2 separate regions of the Homo sapiens genome follow, and region 2 is linked to region 1. The links are chromatin loops, found by intact Hi-C in ENCODE. Cell type or tissue: IMR-90. All regions are shown on one strand.

Region 1 (8,000 bases):
CTGGGCAACATAGTGAGAACTTGTCTCTACAAAAGAATAAAAATAGCCAGGTGTGGTGGCATGTGCCTGTAGTCCCAGCTACTTGGGAGCCTGAGACAGGAGGATTACTTGAACCCAGGAGTTGGAGACTGCAGTGGGCTATGATCATGCCACTGCATTCCAGCCTGGGTGACAAAGTGAGTCCGCGTCGGAAAGACAGAAAGAAAGAAAAAGAAAGAAGGAAAGAAAAGAAAAGAGAAAAAGAGAAGAGAAGAGAAAGGAAGGAAGGAAGGAAAGAAGGAAGGAAGGAAGGAAAGGGGAGGGAGAGAGAGAGAGAGAAAGAAAGAAAGAAGAAAAAGAAAAAGAAAGAAACAAAAAAGAAAGAAGCAAAAAGAAAAAGAGAAGGAAGGAAGGAAGGAAGGAAAGAAGGAAACAAATAAATCTGGGGCTTCTAATGCCATCAGTAAGTTAAATGAGCATGGATGAGATTCCATTCTATGCTCAGCAGAAAGGTAAATGGCAATGAATTACATGACAACCTCCACTGTGCCCTGTGTGCACCTCCACAGCATCAATGTTAGAGAGAACTGGTGCTTTTAGGTGAAGGACACGTGGGGGCAGCTGCCTGTTTTCCATGAAGCAGCCTGTGCTGTCACTGCACTACTCATCTTCAAATTAGAGTCCGCACCAAGCTCGACTTTCCATGGAGCACCCAGTGACCTAGCCATTCCCTAGAAGGTTATTTCATATTTCATCGGCTTTCTATGCACTGGCTTCTAGTGCTCTATTTGTTAAAAAAATAATAATAATCAATCCCCAAAATGTACTCCCTCCCACCCCCAATAATTTCCATTCATATTGGACTTGATTATTTAAATTTAATTTGTTAGAAGTTCAATATTTTATTTTGCATGATTAGCCTTTTAATCAAGTTGTGAGAGTTCAAAAATATTCACACTATTGCATTTCTTTTTATTGGTTTGGGGGTTTTTTTGTTTTTGTTTTTGTTTTTTTTGCTTTTTTGGAGTTTGTTTGTTTGTTTGAGAGAGGGTCTCACTCTGTCCCCCAGGCTGCAGTGCAATGGTCCAATCTTGGCTCACTGCAGCCTCAACCTCCCAGACTCAGAAGATCCTCTCGCTTCAGCCTCCCTGGTAGCTAGGACTACAGGTGCACACCACCAGACCCGGCTAATTTTTCGCCATGTTGCCAAGGCTGGTCTCAAATTCCTAGGCGACCCACCTGCCTCAGCTTCCCAGAGTGTTGAGATTACAGGCGTGAGCCACCACACCCAGCCTATTGCATTTCTTAACACAATACGTATACTTTATTTTTTTAAATGCAATGTTGTCCTAGTCCTTGCAGGCTGCTATAACACAGTATCATAGACTGGGTGGCTTACAAATAACAAAAAAACATATTTCTCACAGTCCTGGAGCCTGAGAAGTTCAAGATCAAGGAACTGGCAGATTCAATGTCTGGTGAGGGCCCCTTTCCGGGTTCACAGAGGACAACTTCTTGCTGTGTCCTCACTTGGTAGAAGGGATGACCAAGCTCCTTCAGGCCTCTTTCCTAAGGGCCTGAATCCCTATGACCTAATCACTTCCCAAAGGCCCCACCTCTGAATACCATCGAGTTCGTGGTTAGGATTTCAACACATGAATTGGGGTGGCGGGGAGCACACAAGCATTCAGACCATAGCAAATGTAAAGAATTTGTCTACAAGAAAATCCACACATTGGTCATGCTCTCGTCTTCATCTGTGTCCCTGATTCTTTCATTTCTGTTGGCATCCAGCAGCATGATGGACTTTGTATGGAAGTGCTGAGCAAGAGGCCAGCACTTCAAACAGTGCAAGACACTTAGGGGCTCAGGGCGTAGATGCATGAGGAAATGAGCAGCTTAATAAGCTACATGGATAGCTGTGGGTGCCAGCCCAGTTCCTCATCCCCACTGCTCATGCTCAGACCTGGGAAAATGTGGGGAAGATATATGGGGACCCTGGTTACCTCTAGACAGCTGCATCCTAATATAAATACTCAATCTGCCCATTTACTCTTCCTTCCCCTCTCCCAGGATCTCCCCAGTACACTCAAGAGTGAAATGGGCTATGGGCTGACCTTCCATTAGCCTCTGGAGAAATGAAGACTTATGCCCTGACTTAAGAAGTGTCTAGAAAACTATGAATACATAAGCATAGCTCATTGTTTGATATAGTGTATATTTTGTCATGCAAGTGATTGATGCCTGTTGAAAATGAGAGTAGCTCAAGTGTAAACAAGGATCCACATGGCCCATGGCAATGTCTTCATCACAGAACCAATCCTGTAACACTAACAATGACGATGAGGTTAGGGGACACTCGCTATGTGCCAGGCCCTCTCTAACCATCCTCCCTGCATTAATTCATGTGATTCTCACACTTCTCTAAGAAGTAGGAACTATTTTTCTCTAGTTCTTGATTCTCTTATTTGTAAAATGGAAAGAATATTTGTTTCCATTTTATTTTAATTTATTTATTTATTTATTTATTTATTTATTTATTTATTTATTTCCTGAGACAGGGTCTCACTCTGTCCAGCAGGCTGGAGTGCAGTGGCACGATCACAGCTCGCTGCAGCCTTGACCTCCCTGGACTCCCATCTCAGCCTCCCAAGTAGCTGGGACTACAGGCGTGCGCCACCATGCCTGGCTAATGTTTTTGTATTTTTTGGAGATGGGGTTTCACCATGTTGCTCAGGCTATTTGTTCCCATTTTATAGGACATTTTAAATTTTTTTTTTTTTTTTTTTGAGACAGAGTCTTGCTTTGTCGCCCAGGCTGGAGTGCAGTGGCGCGATCTCGGCTCACTGCAAGCTCTGCCTCCCGGGTTCATGCCATTCTCCTGCCTCAGCCTCCCGATTAGCTGGGACTACAGGCGTCCGCCACCACGTCCGGCTAATTTTTTGTATTTTTTAGTAGAGATGGGGTTTCACCATGTTAGCCAGGATGGTCTCGATCTCCTGACCTCGTGATCCGCCTGCCTCGGCCTCCCAAAGTGCTGGGATTACAGGCGTGAGCCACCGTGCCCGGCCAGGACATTTTAAATCTTATGTAATAGGATTTTTGTAGAAATTTAATGAGTTCATACATGCCATGTAGTAAGCACTTGATATGTATTCGTTTTTAATATTTTATTATTGATACTGTCTCCATTTTACAGGTTAAGAAACCGAGACGCAGAGAAGTTAAGTAAATTGCCCAAGTTACACAGCTAGTAAGTGGCAAAGCCAGAACATAAACTTCCTGCTATTATGAAGACACTGCTGAATCCTGCAATCCATGAATATCTGTGTTAAGGAAAGTGAGAGATGGATTACTCCTGCCAATAATAAAGGGGGGAAAACAAAGCTGCTATTAGAAGATGAGTCCACCAGGGGGAAGTAGATGCATGCATTACTTAGGCATGACGCTAGCCCGGGGAATTTTTTTTAAGACGTTAAATATTAAAAGTTTAATCACCGATTTTACGCCAATGGTGAAGGAAGAACTTGATTCAAATTATTTTCCTATTACCTGAAAGTGCAGAGGATTAAAAATGACCACGCACGTAAAATTGACAGGTAAACTGTCAAGTAAATGAAAGGGCTTCCCCCAACAAGCCGGAGATAAATGGTGGTTGTTCACTCCCGCGAGCCTGACCCTGTGTTAGCGCTGGGGATCAGGAGGACAGGCATGAAGTTCACTGAACAGCGAGAGGCAAAGACCCACCACACCACTCCCCCACTCTCCACTCACCCTGATTCTGTGTTAAAAGGTGAATGAGATGGTCTGGGCCAAAGCGTGCAGGCTTGGTCTCCAGTGCTGGCAACAGACAGGGAAAGAAGTCAGTGGGCTCAGTGCACATGTGAAGCAAATGAATGAAACTGAATTTGGAAAACAGAGTGACAAGTGTTATCTTGGGGCGGATATGCCACGAAGTATAGGAGTGCAGGAGAGGGAGGGAGCGGTCCTGCCTAGAGATGACATCAGAAACCAGCTTTTACAAATGCAGAACAGCTGGCCGGTCAGATGGAAGGAAGTGGAAAATAGTCCAGAAGAAATACTCTGGACAATGGTTTCGGAACATGGAAGGTCCTCATGCCTTTGGAAAATAATAAGAAAAAGGATTGACTGTGGAATGAGTCAGAAAGAAGGAGAGATTAGCTCTCCCTGTTCACGCCACCCACCCTGCCCCCAAGTAAGAATACAGTCAAGACGGGCAGTAGAATAATCATTTTCTTTGGGGGAAGGGGGCTTATATACTTCTGATTACAAAAGCCTCATTTTAAACATTTTGGAAAAATACATAAGGAATTTGCATTTCATCACAAACAGAAAGCCAGTATTTCCTGTCTCTCTTATAGATATACTATATTTGTGTGTATATATGTACATGTGTATACAAATATACATATATGTACGTGTGTATATATACATATATGTACATGTGTGTATATATGTACATGTGTATACATATATATGTACATGTGTATATATATGTACATGTGTATACATATATATGTACACATGTATACATATATACACACATTCATATATATCTGGGATAATTCTATACAAAATTTAATATCTTTGTTTTGTGAAATAGACAATGCACATTTTCCCATTAAATTACGCATAAAAGTATAATTTTGATGACTCTACAATATTCCTTTGTATAGCTGATTCATAATTTTTAAGCAGCCCTTTATTGTTGGACACTATATGGTTTCCAACTCCCCTTTACTATAAGCAACTTTGATGAACATTCCTTTTGTAAGTCTCTACATCTCATTATACACACACACACACACACACACACACACACACACACTTTTTTTGAGACAGGGTCGCCCAGGCTGGAGTGCAGTGACGCGAGCATGGCTCACTGCAGCCTCGACCTCCCAGGCTCAAGCAATCCTCCCACCTTAGCCTCCTGAGTAGCTGGAACTACAGATAAGAGCCACCACACCAGGCTACTTTTTGTATTTTTTGTAGAGACCAGGTTTTCCCATGTTGCCCAGGCTGGTCTCAAATTCCTGAGCTCAAGTGATCTGCCCGCCTCGGCCTCTCAAAGTGCTGGGATTACATGAATGAGCCAACGCACCTGGCCTTAAATGTTCTTGATTCAAATTGCCAAACTGCTCTCTAGAAAGGTTTTAGTAATTGAAACTTCCAAGCAAAGATGAGAGTGACCATTTGGCCACATTCATGCCAAGGCTGCGAATTATCATATTTAGTATCTTGTCACTCAAAAAAATACTTATTAGGCATTTACTAGGTGGTAGGCTCTGGGCTGGGTGCTGAGATACAGCAATGAGCAAGTGAGATAAGGAATTCCTGCTTCCTGGAGTTTCCATTCTTGTGCAGGAGGCTGTCAGTAAACAAGGGAAATCAGTAAAGTATGCAGCATGTTCATTGTAAATGCTAATGAGAAAAATAAATCTAGCAATAACAACTGGAAGTGTTGGGTGAAAGGGGCGTGAATTTTAGATGGGGTGGGCAGAGAAGGGCTTACTGGGGAGATATGAGTAAAGTGCTAAATAGGGAGATGGCGTGCAAATATCTGGAGGACAAGATTGCAGACATGAGGGATCGGCAAGTGAGAAGGTGTGAGATGAGAGCCTGGTTGGCAAGTTCGAGGTAAAGCAAAATCAGTGTGGCCGAAGAAAGGCAGAGAGGAGAAGAGTAATGTGTGTAAGTGATGTCAGAGGAGTAACCGAAATCAGAAGGGGAGGAGGAGATAGATGTGTTATGGAGGACCGTGTGGAATTCAACTTTCCCTGGAAGAGAAGGGGAGCACTGGAGGGTTTGACTTGGAATTTAACAAGATCCCTCTCGCTGCTGTGTTCAGAACAGGCTGAGGTGGGCTAAGGAACGAAGGAGGCTAGTGCCGTAATCTAGGATGGAGATGATGGTGGCAATGGAATAGACGTGATGGGGATGGTGAGAAGAGATTGAAATCTAGAGACGTGAAGGTGGCACGTGCACCTACAGGATTTGCTGATTCGGGGATGGGGGAGAGCTAAGAAAGAGTCAGGGTGAGTCCCAGCTTTTTGACCTGAGCAGCTTGGAGAATGAAGTTGCCATTTACTAAGTTGGAGAAGTTGGCAAAGGAACAAAACAGAACAGGGGTAGAGGGTGGAGATCAAGACCTCAGATATGAGCTTATTAATATGAGATACGGTTTAAGACATCCTAGTAGAGACACCAAGTAGACAGTTGGATAGAGGACTGAAGCTTAGGGAGAGGTCAAGGCTGAGGGCACACAGGAATTAACAGCACATAGAATGGACAGAAAAGAGGATCTGTCCAAAGATGAAGGCTGTGGGCACGCCTGTGTTCAGAGGTTTGGATGCCAGAAGGAATCAGCAAAGGATACTGAGGACGAGCAGACAGAGAGGCAAGAAAACAATCAAGAGAATGCGGTGACCCAGAAGCCAAGTGGAGAAGTCTCAGGGAGGCTGGAGGGATCAGGATTAAGATGAAGACTAAGAATTGACCATTAGATTAGCAATAAGGAGGCCACTGGTGCCCATGAGAACCAGTCTTAGTGGAATGAGAGGAGCAAAGACCTGACTGGAGTAGGTTCAAGAGAGAAAGTGGAGACAGTGATTATAGACTAATCTTATTAGGAGCTCTGATGGCAAAGGAAGGAGAGAAAGGGGCATTTGATCGAGAGACGGTTCTTTTTTTAGGACGGGAGAAATAAAATAATGTTTGTATGATGATGGAAATAATCCTGTAGGCGGGAAGAACTGGTTGGAGAATTGTTGGGGCAAAGTGCTTGGTTGGGTGCAAGAGGATGGGATGCAATGCGGGAAAGGGGGAGCAATGGTACCCATCGTGGGGGAAGCTCGATTGTTTCTTTTTTTTTTTTTTTTTTTTTTTTTTTTTTTTTTTGAGACGGAGTCTCGCTGTCGCCCAGGCTGGAGTGCAGTGGCGCAATCTCGGCTCACTGCAGGCTCCGCCCCCTGGGGTTCACGCCATTCTCCTGCCTCAGCCTCCGGAGTAGCTGGGACTACAGGGGCCCGCCACCTCGCCCGGCTAATTTTTTGTATTTTTAGTAGAGACAGGGTTTCACCGTGTTAGCCAGGATGGTCTCGATCTCCTGACCTCGTGATCCGCCCGCCTCGGCCTCCCAAAGTGCTGGGATTACAGGCGTGAGCCACCGCGCCCGGCCGATTGTTTCTACATTGTTTCTACATTGTTAGTGAGATAGGAAGCAAGGGTGACAGCTGAGAGTGAGGATGAGAGGATGTGTTGGAGGTTTGAGGAAAAGCTAGAAGATAGGAAATAGTCATCTAAGGAAAGAAAGAATGAATGGGCTCAGGAAATAGAGGGTGGTGCCCCGGCAGCATTATGGACCCACTGGAAGTCCCTGTCTGTGTGGTTGTCTATGCAGCCATATCACCAGGGCACATGCATGCAGTGACATGGCTTCAACCAGGGTTGTAGTCAGGCAAGTGATTACAAAAGAGAGGGAGGCAAAGGAGGGATGACACTGAGCGACCTTGGTGTTTAAGCTGAGGAAGGAGGGACAGGAAAGGCTAGCAGTGAAAACAGCAATGAGTGGCCCCCAAGGCCAAAAGATGGCTGGAGTCAGAGATGGAAAGAGAGGAGATAGCGGCCGGAGTGTGGGATCTTAGAAACTGCCCTTGAGAGAAGCTGTAGTTATGGATAATAACGCTGGGTGTCAGGATGGGAGCAGATGTCAGGGGCTTGGTGGAGAACAAGTTCACTGGAGAAGGGAAAGGTCAAAGAGCTGGGAGGCCAGGGCACCGCATGGTTCCTGCATGTGGGTGTGGAAATCATCAAGGAATCATGTCGGTCACAGTGACCAAGAACAGAAGTCCTCATGGACCAGCAGCCCCCGCGGTCCAGCTGACAGCCACAGGAGGGCAGTGGGCAGTTTCAATTGATGGGTGAAAACTGTCTCTCATTTTTTATTCCCAATCATTTGACTTTAATGACACTCAATTCCCTCCTATGACTCATGGCCATTT
Region 2 (8,000 bases), 220 kb after region 1:
ATTATATATATGCTGACCTGTGTTATAAACTGAACTCTAACTTTGCCATCACCATCTCTTGAGTTCACTGCCTTTGCTTAGTCTCTACAGATTTCCACTTATTCTGGATTCCCTTTTTAAACTTCACATCTTTGACAGCCTATTAAAGTATTCCTAACATCTGAAAGCCTTTGTTAAAAAAAAAATGTGGTATTAAAACTTCCCTTAAAAAACGAATACCGTCTTCTGAAACATCTGCAATGTGAAGCTGGAAAGAAAATCCTGTTACAATTATTAAAATCAATTAAAGCCTACCTTTTACATTTAGCAGACTCAGCATAAAATAATAACATGAAGTATCCAATATTTTCTCATCTTTCCCACAATTTTACAAATTTACTGCCTCAGAAGAAAAAAGGAACAGCAACCAGACTTAACTTTACCAAGAATGATTTCTGCAGTGTAGTATTTAACAGGATTGTACCTCGTCTCCAGTGTAATATTTTGAAGGCTCTGTTGTCATTACTGTAGTCCCTGCTTATCTGAGAGGGATACACCAAAACGCCCAGTGCATGCCTGAAACTGCAGATAGTATCTAACCGTATATATACGGTTTTTTCCTATATATACATGCCTATGATAAAGTTTATAAGTTAGGCACAGTAAGAGATTAACAATAACTAATGATGAAACATAACTGTAACAAATACTGTCACCAATGCTGCGGAGAGAAGATTCATTCTTACCACAGATCTTAGCAACCCCACATATGATTTCTTTTCTTTCCTTATTGAGAACTTTCATGTTTTCACTTAAAGGATGCATTTTAAGGCTTCTCTTATAGCATATCTGAATTGCCAGCGTCACTACTCTTGCACTTTGGGGCCATTATTAAGTAAAATAAGGCTTACTTGAAGACAAACACTATTGATTTGACAACCTAGCTACCAAGTGATTCATGGGCAGGTAGCACATACAGCATGAAGATGCTGGGCAAAGGGGTGACTTACGTCCCAGGCGGGATGCAGCATGACAGCACAAGATTTCATCATGCTACCCAGAATAACACACAAGTTGAAACTTATTGTTTCTGGAATTTTCCATGTAATATTTTCAGACCACAGCTGACCACAGGTAACTGAAACTGGAAAGTAAAACACGGATAAGGGGAGACTACTGTATTGTTTTAGTTCAACTCAGGTTTGCAAATAGCACTATAGTTATTACTAACATTAAACAATGCATACTGATAATCCCTTTCCAGGATTAGGATTTAAAGTAACTTCATATTGGTTCTTTTTATTGGAAAAAAGCTCTGGAAAGATCAAGGATGTATAAAGGAAAGAAAACACCTTTCTTTCACCTGGAATACATTGACAGGAGCCAATTTTAAACTTCAAATTTTTACCTATGTGCATGCATTTTATAAAAAAATGATTCCACAGATTTCATTTCATTCAATTAAGGGGGACCCCAAAAAGGTTAATATTAAGAACTACTGGTTTACGACATTCAATTTTGAACATAAACATCCAGGGGAAGGAAATTTTCAAAATTATGTTTATTAATGTTTTAGTATACACATTATATTCTCTTAGAATTGGGGGAAAAGGAAAACCCCACTCAAGTGAGGTAACAAACTTGCCATCTTTTACAAAATTTCATTAGAACTGACAATGTTATGGTGAGTCCTTAATTCCTGAGAATTTGAATTATTAAGTTTTCTGTGAACTTAAAACAAACGCTCACATTAATTTTTAAATTACAGTATGTCTGAAAAAATAAAATTAATGTTAATGTTATCAAGAAAAATCATCATCCAAATGTACATATTAACCTATTAGATGTGAATATACTGAAGCCCTGTTGCTCTGCAGTTTGACACCATTTAAATTCGTTTCCAGGATCTTATTTCAAATATATGAACTTATAATTTATCCAGATAGCAGTGACATTATTTTGACCTAAAGGAAAAATAATTGTCTGTCATTTTCTTCTCAACTGTAGGTATCCAGGGAGTCAGCATGTGAACTCTATCTAGTATTGATAAAATAATTAATTTACATGTGTAGGGATAATGAACACAGAACATGTGATTCTCTTCTAGTAACAATTTCTATCCCTTAATAGGAGATGATTTCAGAGAAGTTAGAGAAGAAAAACAGAGAAAACAATACTGTTGCTATGAAATGACGAATTTGATATAATCAAATGCAAGATCATTAATATAAACACTTATAATAATGAAAATATAAATTATTAATTATGCAGCATGCTTTAGGGCCATTTCTACAGTTATTATGAATTACAAATATTAAATGCCTTTAATCTATCCACTGTTCATAATTCTGTAAGCCATGTTTACATAATAAACAAAAAACATTTCCTACATATTCTGTCTCTTCTGACTTTTAACAATTAAAGTATTTATCTTGGGCTGGCAAGTTACCCTGACCCTAACCAGTAAGTACAAACAGGGCATTGTACACCCATTCTAAAAGCTGGAATCAAAGAATAATGTTAGAAGTATTTGCAGGATTTATCCAAAGAAATGTTTAGCAGACAAATGCAATAGAAAAAAATCAAGCATTTCCCAAAATGGTGTTTGTATTAGAAAGTTTTAAACTTTTGTCTTCATTGTAAAGGTATCACTTTATTTTATTTTTAAAAGGCCATGATTAACCATTTAATAACTTACATACCTTTACAAAAATAAAACTAACAGCTTGCTGGGCACAAAATTTACTCAAAATCTTTCTGTATTTTTAAAATCAGTAAGTGATGTATCTTGCTAGCGCTTTATTCTCACAGTGGTATTTTTTTAAAAGCCTGAACAGTGTAATTATTTAATCTGATGTTTTAAATTATACTTGATATAAAAAAAAAGTCTACCCAAACCATCACCAAAATTTCAATTCAATCTAATGTAGAAGAAACCTGAGTTTGGATGTAGAAATAATTCATTCAATTTTTTTTCTGACATCATACATCATGCCTTCAACCAAAATAGAAGTGAAGCTTCAAACAGGACTCTATGGCTTTATCTGAATTTTCTGAGTATTAAGTAAATCTTAAATTTAAAGCAGCTGTTGGAGGTTAAATGTTCTCAAAGCAATGTAAACTAGTTATAAAATGTCTCATCAAAGACATCAGCAGCTCTTGTGAGTCACATGAAATTAACAATGAAAGAAGGATCATCAGTTATACTGTACACTGAGAGTACATAAAACACTTGTGCCTCACCTCTAGTATCAAAGCCATCTTCATATATTCCTTTTATAAGAATATTGATATGTATTCTTTATGAACTTCAGGCTCATTCCTTTTGTTAAGCATGTATTTACTGGCTGTATATAGTATATGCATTGAATTTCCCATGACTTGAAATAACTATAGATCAAAGATCTATGCAAATACAAATTACAAACATGTAGATTACAAGAAATCCGAGGTGATAGTTTATGAATCTGGATTTGCCCTTTTATAACTTCACTTCAAATAGAAACATCTTGTACCCTCAAGTCCAGGCAAAAATCCAATTTTAAAATCTCATTCTTAACCTTTGAAAGTAGAGCCTTTGGAAACAGAATGAACTTCACTTTAAAGCACTGCCTTTAAGAACTGTAACATCTATTTTCCAGAGATGTGACCCAGGAAACAATTCATCAATAGTTTATCCATTCCACTGGCAAAAGTTTTAACAATTCTGATGATTTCATCATATGTGCAGTGAATACCATCCGTATCATTTCACAACAGGATCAGCAGACACAGTGCTGTCAGACAGGTCTCCATTGCTTGTTTTAGTTTCTTCTGAAAGCATGAGTGAAAATAATAATGGATATTTATGTTCATTTTTAAACAATAAATTAAGAAGTAAAAGAAATTTGAGAAGAGCTGTATTGCCAAACTTCAAATTACAGTTGCATCCATCAAATGTTTCTCTAACATCACAAATTATACCTTGTTTACACTTTAAAATTTTTAAAAATCTAGGCTAAACACTGCAATTGTTTCCACTGGTTTTTAATGAAGGTGGAGTTGAGGGAGCTCAGAACCTGTATTGGGGTGGGGCTTCAAACCACATGGGCTCCTTTGTCCTGAGGAATCTTGATATTCCTGGTCTAAGAAAGGCCCGCTCCCCTCACGCCAGTTCCTCCAGCTGGGCCAAGAAAGAACCATTACAGTACATTGTCATTCCTGGTAGGAACATGGCTGCAAACTCACATATCAAAACTGTCCAGAATGAATAACTTTCCATTTGTATTTATAACTTATTATAATAAATTATACGTAATATATATTATTTCTTAAAATAATTTTAAATGAAACAGCTTTTCACTGTTTTTGACAGAATGAATTCCTGGCTTTTTGTGCAAAATGTCATGTGTGCATATTTCATTAACAGACAAAGACTATTTGAGTAATGTATTCAGAAACTGACTATATCTCTGAGCAATCTTTAGCTGAAATAGTCTTAGAACAGTGATGTGAGTGATAACATAACAACTGCAACTCTGGAGAGTTCCTTAAGAGGAATAGGCCAAAGCAAGGAATCCCACTGCCATGAGACTGAAGGGTTGTTTGTTTTGTTTTAATGCTTTAGCCTGAAAGCAAATGTCCAATCGCCCCGCAGAGTTTTCCCAGTCACCTGGGCTGGGGAAAAGGTTCTGGCATCATGAAACACATGAGCAGAACTGAGGCAATAACTGAGTTTCTTCATAATTTAGATTATATTGATTCAAATTCTTCCAAATGGCTTTGCTAATTTATCCTTGAAAATGAACACAAATGTAGTATGTATAAATTTTCATTTAATATTGAGTGTCTTCCAGATTAATAAGCTGAAACAATTTTTTCAAGCATGTTTATTTAGTCTAGATTCAAAAAACGCCTGGATATGCACCTAATTAATAAGTAATATTAGTAATATTTAATTTATGCAACAATGTCAAGAAATAAGGTAGTTCACGTAAGTGGTCTACCCAATGAGTCACCTCTACTCTATATAAAGAAAAAAGGTGTATTTTAAAAATTAACATAAAATAAGATTAATAAAAACATCTTGTTTTATGAAGAGCTTTATATCTTGATTTATGAAAACTTCATGAAGCACGAGTAAGACAAAAAGGAGACTAGTAAACATGAAAATTATAAGGGTTAACTAGTCGCTGTATCTAGTTTTGATCTTCCAAGCAATGAGAAATGTATGCTATATAATATCCATGACAGAAAAAGGGAAACATCTGTTTCTCAGAGAAGATGATTATTCCTAAATTTCAAATCTGAGAGAAATATATCATGGGGACATTAAATATGAAACACTGAACAATGCTCTTACGCCTTAAAAAGTATAGATTCCTTTCCACCATCCTACATAGAATACAATGGACAGAATCCTTTCCTTAATGACTGAAGTTCATTGAAATCACTATCAGTTATTATGGCTATATTGCCTGAGTCTCCAGGGCCTGACTATGAAAGAAGGCAGGATGCTATTTACTACAACTAAATAGCCCCTATGATTTTACAGTTCTTTAATCATCTGTCCCATCTCATTCAGTCAACATCTAGTCATCAGCAGCTCTGCCTTCAGCAACATTTAGCTGTCCTCCTCTATTTGTTCCTTCAAATCTAATAGTTTGAGCCATGAAAGAAAAACCAAACTTGTGAAAAGTGTATTTAAATTAAAAGCAGATGATCCTGAACAAGGTTTTAAAGGGTTACCAAGTGTGAAATGCATAAACTACATAAATTCCTTTTCAATTTCACACAAGATCTATACAGGCTTTACTTTTTTTAAAAGACTTAATGCTAGGTCTGTGTTATTTTCCAAAAGGACAAAGAAGCTAGATGTCTGACCAGATAAAATGGTGCATTACTGTCTATTACTAAAGACATTTATTGGTCTTTCCAAATTTAAACCACTCACTGACCTTCCTTCTCTTTCTTTTCTTGGTTTTCTTCAGCCGCAGTCTTGTCTGCTCTGAAGAAAATTCTTGCACTGCTCAGTGAGAAATACAGCAATTCAAATTCCTAAGTAAATTTAAAAATTTGAAATAAAAACCAAAAATACTTATTATGGCAAAATACCAAAAATATATGCATTTTTATGCCTCTTATTATTATTTTTAAAAGCTCTAGTGGAAATCATAAATACAGAAACTGAAATAAGTAACCCGCCCATTTTTAAGATGTGAGTCAAATGGCTTCCAAATAGCACTCATTTTAAAATATAATCTTTTTGCCACTATTCATCTCACTTGTGAAAATGGTAGTTTCTATATGGCTTCTGCTTTTCAGACATTAAGAAGTCATGGATATCAAATGGTAAGTCAAAGCAGATGTGACTCTTAGGCTCCTCTCTACCTGTAGATAGACATCCAGTCGCTTCTGAGTGAGATTCATGGTTTGTAAGAGTTTTTCATCTTGACTGGCTGACTGTACATTCTGTTGCTTAGCAACTGCTCTTATCTCCTTCAGGTATTTCTCTCTAACAGACTGGAACCAGTGAAGTGAATCAAACTCCCGATACTGATCCAAAAGCTTTAGAATGTAAGCCACACCTGCAGGCATAAGCAAAACTAAGGTTAAATTACAGTGAGTACAGAAGTGGTATTCTACTCCTTCACCAATAATTCCCAACACTAAGCATTCTGAGTAATAATTCCTAGCATTTTAAGTTTGTCCCGTTTCAAGTTACATTTTACAGCATAAATGAATGATGGGTTTAACAAAATGGCTTAATTCCTCCTTTAAAAACAATGTAGAAGTATAACTAAAGACAAGTCAATTAAGAAGAAAATAAATAACTAACATGGCCATATAAATCACCAGGAGAAACGATATAGCTGTAAGCATAAAGAATAAAACTTTCCATGACTTGTACCTATAATCCCAATACTTTGGGAGGCTGAGGCTAGAGGACCTCTTGAGCCCAGGAGTTTAAGACCAACCTGGGCAACACAGTGAGACTCCTGTCTCTAAAAAAAACAAAAATTTTTTTAATTAGCCAGATGTGGCGATGCATGCCTGTAGTCTCAGCTACTCGGGAGGCTGAGGTGGGAGGATCGCTTGGGTCCAGGAGGTCGAGGCTGCAGTGAACCATGACTGCACCACTGCACTCCAGCCTGGGTGACAGAGCAAGACCCTGCCTCAAAAAGAAAGGAAAAAAACACTTCAACTGCTAAAAAGATGGCAATTGAGGAAGCTACAAGGAAACCAGAGAAACTAAATATAAGACGTTAAAACTGTACAACCCCAACAAAAACAAAGCCTAAATATTAGGCCAAAGTGGACAAGTGATTAGCAATACTAAGAAGGCATTCAATAAGTTATAAACTACAGAAAACAAGTATCGTCAATCATGTATTCCAGCTAAAAACACGGTAAACAACACTCATGAAAAACAAATCTATAGGCCGGGCATGGTGGCTCATGCCTGTAATCCCAGCACTTTGGGAGGCTGCGGCGGGCAGATCACGAGGTCAGGAGATCGAGACCATCCTGGCTAACACAGTGAAACCCCGTCTCTACTAAAAATGCAAAAAAAATTAGGCAGGTGTGGTGGCGAGTGCCTGTAGTCCCAGCTACTCGGGAGGCTGAGGCAGGAGAATGGTGTGAACCCAGGAGGCGGAGCTTGCAGTGATCGTGCCACTGCACTCCAGCCTGGGCAACAGAGCGAGACGAGACTCTGTCTCAAAAAAATAAAAAAGAAAAAAGAAAGAAAAATCTATAAAGAACATATAGACCTATTCTCAAGCAGATGTTTCTAAGAATCCATTACAAGGTCAATATAAAATTAATGGAAAAACAATTCCATTAAGCTTACCCATGGCAAAGCCATCATCAGTAAAGGCAGCTCCAATTTTATTTTTTTTATTTAATTTTTCCTTGCAACTAATGGAATGCTCTACAAAGTTGAGGGTCTAAAAAGATGTAACAACATGTTAGAAAAACAATTTTGCTAAGAAAATCTTCAGAATTCCTATAACAGACATTTTAAAAATTATAAATAGAAT

The links. Peaks named below come from ENCODE experiments on the same cell type or tissue, not always from the same donor. Only the 100,000 strongest peaks of a DNase experiment are listed, where the experiment ranks them.
Region 2: it touches region 1 in a loop (4-fold over the local background); 20 of 110 quality-filtered maps call a loop at or near these places.

What each region holds. Positions count from the first base shown.
Region 1 is chr12:105,378,924-105,386,923 of GRCh38, reverse strand. All of the region lies in intron 1 of LOC105369957 (a long non-coding RNA gene), which reads right to left. Among named protein-coding and RNA genes, the nearest start is that of C12orf75, 52 kb to the right of the region's middle. In IMR-90, CTCF peaks have their summits at 3,389 (motif pointing right) and 7,889 (motif pointing right); DNase peaks (open chromatin) are centred at 3,403 and 3,983; H3K27ac peaks cover 425 bases.
Region 2 is chr12:105,162,656-105,170,655 of GRCh38, reverse strand. It overlaps WASHC4 (WASH complex subunit 4), which reads right to left. Exons shown (of 33, transcript NM_015275.3): 30 at 7,811-7,907; 31 at 6,349-6,545; 32 at 5,916-6,015; 33 at 1,526-3,792. The coding sequence ends at 3,725. Among named protein-coding and RNA genes, the nearest start is that of WASHC4, 59 kb to the right of the region's middle. In IMR-90, no CTCF peak of the experiment used is centred here; no DNase peak of the experiment used is centred here; H3K27ac peaks cover 289 bases.